Linked DNA regions of Homo sapiens: region 1 is linked to region 2. A link is a contact called in ENCODE Hi-C or POLR2A ChIA-PET data. All regions are on one chromosome and are shown on one strand. The core of a region is the stretch at or near the end of the contact, and the rest is flanking DNA. Distances in the headings are between cores, read along the strand shown.

What was found. Hi-C counts contacts between places; a loop is a spot of excess contacts on that map. ChIA-PET counts read pairs that join two places held with the same protein, here RNA polymerase II (POLR2A). Pooled maps may share reads with other maps.
Region 1: a pooled map shows a loop between it and region 2 (2.1-fold over the local background). The contact joins the promoter of ADAP2 here to the promoter of CRLF3 in region 2. A Hi-C loop is called at or near these places in 2 of 50 pooled maps. POLR2A ChIA-PET finds 5 or more read pairs at or near these places in 5 of 52 experiments (H1, K562, OCI-LY7 and 2 more).

The regions. Positions count from the first base shown.
Region 1 is chr17:30,919,878-30,924,278 of GRCh38, forward strand. It overlaps ADAP2 (ArfGAP with dual PH domains 2), which reads left to right and starts at 2,068. Exons shown (of 11, transcript NM_018404.3): 1 at 2,068-2,231; 2 at 3,063-3,193. The coding sequence starts at 2,138. RefSeq lists silencers at 1,809-2,248, 2,389-2,438, 2,599-2,758.
Region 2 is chr17:30,822,284-30,826,566 of GRCh38, forward strand. It overlaps CRLF3 (cytokine receptor like factor 3), which reads right to left and starts at 2,409. Exons shown (of 8, transcript NM_015986.4): 1 at 2,240-2,409. The coding sequence starts at 2,368. RefSeq lists a silencer at 2,321-2,700 and an enhancer at 2,408-2,702.

The sequences.
Region 1 (4,401 bases), core at 818-3,317, 97 kb after region 2:
CTGGGACTACAGGCGCCCACCACCACACCCAGCCATTTTTTTGTATTTTTAGTAGAGACGGGGTTTCACCGTGTTATCCAGGATGGTCTCGATCTCCTGACCTCGTGATCCGCCCCCCTCGGCCTCCCAAAGTGCTGGGATTACAGGCGTGAGCCACTGCGCCCGGCTTTTTTTAAAGTTTCTGAGATTCAACCAGAGCCTACTTAGAACTGGGTTGGCTTTTGTGGGACCTACAGGGAGGTGGCAGTGAGACCTAAGGTGTCAGAGAAGCAAAGGAGCACAGACTGGTGAAGGCTCGGGTGCCGAGGAAGCACCCCCAGCATCACAATTTTGTCCCAGTGTTGGGCAGAGGAGAAATGTCCTTAGCTTGTCTCCTCTTCTCCCTCTCTCCCTCTTTCCTTTGCCTTCATACCTTAAGTTGACTTTCCCATCTTTCTCCTGGGAGATTTATTTCTGTCCCTTTTTTCATCTAAAGCAACGGAAATGAATCATCTTTCAGCCGGTTTAATAAACAGCCCCATGCCCCCTGACCCCAGCTGACTCTCTCACTGGTTCCTCTGTGGCTGCTCCTGGGCTAGGCCTCACCCCCTCACAGGCAAGACCCCCTCATGGCTGGCTATTCTTGGTAATACTCTCCACCCTCCCTTCCTGCTCAGTCCTGGCAGCTTGACCTCCTCCACCCCAGGGATGACGGGAATCACACACAGCATTCCAAGCGACAATTCCACAAGCTGACCATAGGGGCAGGGGAAGCAAGGAGGCCACCATGTTTGGAGGGTTTCTTTGTGCCATTTCAATGACCCTATTAGTGGATCTTACGCTCTCCATTTAACAGTTGAGGGTTTGGAGGCTCAGAGAAGTGAAGGAACTTGCCCAGAGACAAACAGTTGGGAAATGTGGAAATGAAGGAGTCAACATTTAAAGCCTGAATTTCTGGATTCCTGAATTCATTCCATTACACCATATTGCTGTGCGTGTGTGTGCACGTGTGTGCTTGCGCCCGCATGTATGTTGAATGGGAGTGTGGGCAGGTCAGCTAGAACATCAGCTGCAATTCACCAGGATGGAAACCTGATTTTATCCTGAAGGTTAACACCTGTCTATCATATGCATATGGCTTAATGCATCTGTGTGCATTAAGGTATTAACCTACATAGAAGATGGCAAGTATGTACAGTATATATTTCACCAGGAGGCCCATGAGTCATTGCAGATGATGTCAAGGAGTAACGAAGATGATGTCAAGCAGTAACAAAGATGGGAGAGAGGGAAAGAGGAAATGAAATGCCCACATTTAAGACCACCTATACCCTGCCTTCACCTCGCGGTGATGGAACTTCACAGGTTAAAGTGCCTGGCTGTGTCCACCTTGGTGAAACCACACTTTTCTGGTGAACAAAATCATGCAACTATTAGTTGGACTTCTAAAAATGTGCAGGTATCATTTATAGGAGCAATATGGAATACAGACATAAAACTGCTGACGTCAAACTCCCTGGTGTGGACATGTGTATGTGTCTGCGGTCAGAGAGTGGAATTAACACAAGTATATAAATAACCGTGATGCAAGGTAGATAGAAAGTGCTCAGGTCCAAAACAAATAGACAGATACTACAAGAGTATTCTTGGAGACCCAGAGGCTGGAAAGATTACTCCAGGCAGGGTATCACAGAGGGCTTCCTGAGGAGGTGGCATTTGCATATAAATACGTCTCCAAATAGATGTAAGATCTTACATTAACAGAACGCTTTAACAGAAGTTAGATTCTGGTTAATTTTCCAAGAAGCGCTGAGATGCAGACATATGCCCTTGTTCCTCTTTCATAGACGCGGAAACTGAGACCCACAGAGGTTGAATAGGTTGTCCACAGTCTCGTAGCTACCAAGTGACAGGCCACGATTTGATCTCAGGCCAGTGTGTTAAACTCCAATTTGCGTGCTCCTGTCCCTCCCCGCGCGTCGGCGGAGCTCGGGGCCGGACTGGACCTGCCGAGGGAGGGGCGGACAGTCCTGACGGTGCGGGGCGGGGCTGGCGGCTGCCCAGGCCTGGCTGAGGCGCCGCGGCCGGGTCCCTCTCCACCTGCCGGGCGGAGCGCACGGGCCATGGGCTGAGCCCCGCTGAGCCCGCCGGGCCGGCCATGGGCGATCGCGAGCGCAACAAGAAGCGGCTGCTGGAGCTGCTGCGGGCGCCGGACACAGGCAACGCGCACTGCGCCGACTGCGGGGCGGCAGGTAAGGGCGCGGCGGCGCGGGCAGCGCGAGACCCCCGGCCGGACCCCAGGCCCACCCGACTCCTCCCCTCGGCCCCACCGGGTCCCGCCCTCGGCCCCCTGGACCCAGACGTGGCACCTGCGGGCCCCGACCCCTCCCACCCACACCGTGAACCTCTCACCCGAGCCCCGAGGGCCGTCTCCACCACACCCTGCCCCGGCCCCTACGAGCCCAGGCTCTGCTCCCCTCGCGGGACCAGATGCGCATCTTCCCACGTGCTTGGACCCGGACACGAGAGCCGGCAGCCTAGAGCCCTTCCAGTCCCGCTCTCTTCCCTGGCCAGGCACCCGACCGCCCGAGTCCGGGCTCTCGATGTCTGCGCACCCAGGCGCGCCCCACGCCCTCGGACTCAGACATCCCAGCCAGGGCTAAACGTCGGGCCCAGGCCGCCGACAGTCCTGTGCCCCCTGCCCGCTCCCAGACGCCCCCCGAAGGCCTCCCCAGCGCCCCACCTCGGGGACGCCGAGGGCCCCCTAACTCAGCCTCCCCACCTGCAGCTCCGCGCCGAGCCCCGCGGTGCGCCCCCCGCGCCCTCCTCTCGGTTCCTTCTGAGTCCCTTCACTTCCACGTCGCGCAGCCTCAGACTCTCTCCCCGGGCCCTGAACTGCCTCCAGGATCTTCACCCCGGTCGCCGCGCAGCGGCCGGTGGGCTAACCAGAAGGTGCCAGGCTGGCCGCTTAGTTCGCCTTAGGTGGGAGAAGGGGCGCCCCACCTGCCCCAGTGCCCCGAGCCCAGCCCTGGTTTCTTCACCGCGCTTTCCGCTCAGCTCCTCTCCTGCCTCATCCCCTGCAGATCCCGACTGGGCCTCTTACAAGCTGGGGATCTTCATCTGTCTCAACTGCTGCGGCGTCCACCGTAACTTCCCTGACATCAGCAGAGTTAAATCTGTGCGACTTGACTTCTGGGACGACAGTATTGTGGAGGTAGAAAGGCATGCCCGTGGAGAGCCATGGAACTGCGGGACTGGAGTAGAGGCAGCGGGCAGGGGGCTCCCATTCTACAGAGGGGGAAACTGAGAACCAGAGAGGGGCAAGTCTAGCTAGAGGAAACACAGCTTATAAGATGGCAGCTTAGACAGAGGCCGAGAGTTCAAATTCTGGCTCTATCATTTGCTTACTTTTTTTTTTTTTTTTTTGAGACGGAGTCTCGCTGTGTTGTCCAGGCTGGAGTGCAGTGGAGCAATCTTGGCTCACTGCAACCGCTGCCTCCCGGGTTCAAGTAATTCTCCTGCCTCAGCTTCTCAAGCAGCTGGGATTACAGGCGCCTGCCACCACACCCGGCTAATTTTTTTGTACTTAGTAGAGACGGGGTTTCACCATGTTGGTCACGCTGGTCTCGAACTCCTGACCTCAGGCGATCCACCACCTCAGCCTCCCAAAGTGCTGGGATTACAGGCCTGAACCATCCTGAACCGCTCCTGGCCATCATTTGCTTACCTATAAGCTGGGAGGCCCTGAGCTAGGTACTTTGACCTAGCTGTGGACCCTCAGTTTCCACATCTGTATTCAAGGGATACCACCACCATTTCTCTTTTTTTCTTTCTTCCTTTTTTTTTTTTTTTTTTTTTTTTGAGACGGAGTTTCACTCTTGTCGCCCAGGCTGGAGTGCAACGGCCAATCTCGGCTCACTGCAACCTCTGCCTCTTGGGTTCAAGCAATTCTCCTGCCTCAGCCTCCTGAGTAGCTGGGATTACAGGCACCCACCACCATGCCCCGCTAATTTTTGTATTAATTTTTAGCAGAGACGGGGTTTTGCCATGTTGGTCAGTCTGGTCTCGAACTCCTGACCTTGGGTAATCCACCCTCCTCGGCCTCCCAAAGTGCTGGGATTACAGGCGTGGGCCACTGTGCCTGGCCACTACCACCAATGTCACAGCACTGTTGTGAAGATGATTGTAGGCTCAGTCCAGACACAAAGAAAGCTGTCAGTTAACAGTTGCTGTTGTACGGGTGTGGTGGCTCACACCTATAATCCCAGCACTTTGGGGGGCTGAGGCTGGTGGATTGCTTGAGCCCAGAAGTTCAAGAGCAGCCTGGGCAACATGGTGAAACCCCGTCTTTACAAAAAATACAAAAATTAGCTGGGTGTGATGGCATGCGCCTGTCGTCCCAGATACTTCGGGGGCTGGGGT
Region 2 (4,283 bases), core at 1,159-3,658:
GATAATATTTTTGTACCATAGACCTTCCTTAAAATGCAAGTTGACAGAGGACTTATGCCACAAACCCAAACATGCACAATCCACTAGAGTTAGCTTCGAGAGATGCTGTTGTAACTGCCACTGGCACAAAACACATTCCCAAAAGAGACTCACACTCACAAAAGAGAACTACATTATTACTCAGTCTAGTCAGAAGGCAATGTCATCAGGAACCTAATTGTGATCGATGTTCATTTAGTGTTTTCTGTCTGAAGCCCAAGACAATGGGCCTCAAAAACAAAACAAAACAAAGCTCATAATAAACTAAACCACAGAAAAGCATGTCCTGTATTTAAATTGTTGGATATAAAATTGAAAAAATACAGGTTTGAAAATTGAATACTGAACCATCTAGGGTGTAATCACGATTTTTTTTAATGCATCCAATATCAAGAGAAATTAATTACTCCCAGGTGCTAAACTCACTCATTTAGTGTCAACTCTGATTCTTAATTGCTAATACAAAAACAATAATCATGGTCATATAGAATACATCTTAACTGACTGAAATGTTAGATGGTATTTTAATATCTTTCTTTTCATACAATGTCTTACATCTAGAGTCCCTATTTCAAAATAGCAGAAGGAATAATGCAGATATTTTCAAAGAGAAATAGAGATGAGTGCATTGAAAGGCCTTGAAAAGTATTCACCAAATCAGCATAATCATATCTAGATTCTGCTTCCGGTTTCGCCACTAAAATGCAAATGATGTCTGGCCTACACTGGCTTTACAAATATTTTTAAATATATAAAACCCGGCCGGGCGCGGTGGCTCACGTCTGTATCCCAGCACTTTGGGAGGCTGAGGCAGGTGGATCACGAGGTCAGGAGTTCAAGATCATCCTGGCCAACCTGGTGAAACCTCCTCTCTACTAAAAATACAAAAATTAGCCGGGTGTGGTGGCGCAGACTTGTAATCCCAGCTACTCAGGAGGCTGAGGCAGGAGAATCGCTTGAACCCGGGAGGCGGAGGTTGTTGCAGTGAGCCGAGATAGTGCCACTGCACTCCACCCTGAGCGACACAGCCAGACTCCGTCTCAAAAAAAACAGATTATATATATACATACTTATATATGTTTGTATATGTTTTATATATATATATAAAACCCAAAACATGTTGAGTCGTTAATGATGAGAATATCCAAAGACACTGTTAGCACAGCACTTTTCTACCATTTTCAGGTTATATGCAGCAAGGAAGTGCTAAGACGACCAACTAGATTAATATCAAGTATGACCCAGAGAAATTCAGATGGAATCCCACTCACTCAAAAAGCACTTATTAAGCAGTTGCGTTAATAGTACTCTGAAGATTATCCGTCCTATCGCCAATTGGCAGCGGGTTATATCTTTTTCTATATATATTCGAGGGTATAGAGAAACCATATGGCTTTCCTGTATCTTTGATAACTCTTGCCCTGTGAAACAGATAACTGCACCACTTGAAATTATATTTAGCTTTTCCTTTCAGCACTCCTCTCTTAAAATCTATTTTTCCATTTCTCTATACCTTTGTATTCCCTCTCTCAAGGAAAAGGAAATCATTTTCCTTCTGCTCTTCCAACATAGCTTCACCTTCACCTTAAATTTTAAACCTTCTAGAACAGGATTACTCTAAATGATTTTTTAAAAAGCATTCAAGATCGTATGACATATTATTCAGGCATTAACCGCATTTATTGTCAAATGCTACTGCTTCTCAATCCCTACCTCTCCCTCACTCTCGCCCCTTAGTCCTCCCCTTCCAATATCCATTTTGTCTCCACTTTCAGCTCTCCCAGGTCACTGTCCCACCTCTTCCTCAGGCTCTCTAAAATCAATGCCTCCCCGCCTACCCACCGCAGGTTTTTTACCAGTCTCCTCCTCCCCCGACTCATCACTACCCGCATGACCCCCTCGGATTCTGCTCTGGTCCCTCACTCTCCCAAACTTCGGAGGCCACCGCTACTCCCATCGCTGCCCCACAGTTTAGTGAACGCTCCTCACACCCTCCCTCCACCCCCAAAACTTCCCCTTACGACCTCCCCAACTCCCACCTTCCCCGTTCCCAGACTCCATTAGGTCTCCTTTCAAATGAATGCCTCTTCCCTACTCCAGAGTTTTCGGACAGTCCCACCCCTCAAAGCCCTCCCAGCCTTCGCCCGGCATCCGCGCCACCCCCGGGCCCACAGCGCCCCTGTGGGTGTGGCCCTCCGACCTGCCTCCGCGCCTCACGCAGCCCCTCAAGCCGGTGACCCAGCTCCCGCCGGTAGCTCTGCGCTGCCTCCACGTTCTCGCGGGCCTCCTGCAACAGCAGCTCAGGCTCCAGCTCCATCGCCCCCCTCATCTGGCCGCGCGGCCGGCGAAACCTAGCGCGGGTTCCCGACTGCACCGGGCGCCTCCAAGCGGCCCGGCGCGGCCTCGCGCAGGCGGAAGCACCGCCCAGCCCCGCCGCCCCATGCCCCACGACGACCTTGATTGACGGGCGCACGGCGGCGCCTCGCGCGGGTGGCGTCCGGGTCCCAGCGCCGCCCGCCCCGCGGCTCACCCCGCCTCTTCCGTGCTGCGGCACAGCGCCGCTGGTTGGGCCTCCTTGGGAAACGTGCTGAGGCCTGGCAAGGTTGATAACCCGCACCTTGCCAAGTGCTTCTCACAGCTCATCGCATTCTTGCCTGACCTTCAGCCCTACCTGTATCTCCATTGCTCAGATGAGGAAATTGAGGGATAAAGGGGGGAATCGGCCGGGCGCGGTGGCTCACGCCTGCAGTCCCAGCACTTTGGGAGGCCGAGGCGGGCGGATCCCTTGAGCTCTGGAGTTCGAGACCCAGCCTGGGCAACACGGCGAAACCCTCTCTCACCAAAAATACTACTACTATTACTATTACTACTACTACTACTGCTACTACTAGCAACACGTAGTGGAGCACGCCTGTGGTCCCAGTGGATCGCTTGAGCCCGGGGGCCGAGGCTGCAGTGAGCTGTAATGGAGCCACTGCACTCCAGCCTGGGCGACAGAGCGAGACCCTGTCTCTAAATAAAAAATACTTTTTTTTAAATTAAAAATTTTAAAAAATAGCGAATCGACTTTTCCAAGCCGCAGAATTTGAGCCCAGATCTGATGACAAAAGCCCTGGTCCTTAAGAGCAGAGCAGGCCTTAGGGGAATTTACTAAGACCCAGGTGTCAGCGGGGAGCAGTGGCTCACGCCTGTAATCCCAGCACTTTGGGAGGCCGAGACGGGTGGATCACTGAGGTCAGAAGTTCAAGAGCAGCCATGGCCAACCTGGTGAAACCTCATCTCTACTAAAAATACAAAAATTAGCCGGGTGTGGTGGTGGGCGCCTGTAATCCCAGCTACTCGAGGGCTGAGGCAGGATAATTGCTTGAACCGGGAGGCAGAGGTTGCAGTGAGCCAAGATTGTGCCACTGCACTCCAACCTGGGCAACAAAGCGAGACTCGGTCTCAAAAAACAACAACAAAACCCAGGTGTCACCACCCAGAAGCTCGTGGACGAATGGGGGATCCAAGAGAGAGGCCCAAGAGATGACCAGCAGGACAGCAATTCTGGCACAAGTCCAAGAAGGGTGTTGGCAAGTGTTATCTGTAAGGACCGTAGTGAATAAGCTGGGCTTGGGCTTGCCAGACCGGAAGGTATCTGTCACAATAGGTGTGACTGTATGTAATAAAACCTTATGGGCAGGGCATGGTGGCTCACACCAGTAATCTTGGGAAGCTAAGGCAGGAGGATTGCTTGAGCCCAGGAGTTTGAGACCAGCCTTTGCAACATGAGGAGACCTCCTCTCTACAAAAAGATTTAAAAAAAAAATTAGCCGCGGGTGGTGGCGCCCTCCTGTGGTCCCAGCAATTCAGGAGGCTGAGGTGGGAGGATTCCTTGAGCCTAGGAGTTAGAGACCAACCTGGGTAACATAGCAAGACCCTATGTCTATAAAAATAAAAATAAATAAATAAATAAGTAAAATTACAAGGAAAACTTCCATAAAACCAGGACATGAATCTTGGTCTCATTCAACTTTGTTTTCTTAGTCTGATGGAAGGCAAGAAGTGTGTATCTAACATATCTACACTATACCCAAAAACAAAACAAATAAGAAAATTGAAGGAAATATTCTAAAACTGCTTACCCCTAGACTTGACATTTTTAGATGCATTGTTTTTAAATTTAGAGCATGAATTCCTAAAGAGTAAATGTTCTCGAGGAAACTGGTTTAGAAGTAGATGTCAGCTAGCCATCAGACAGAGTT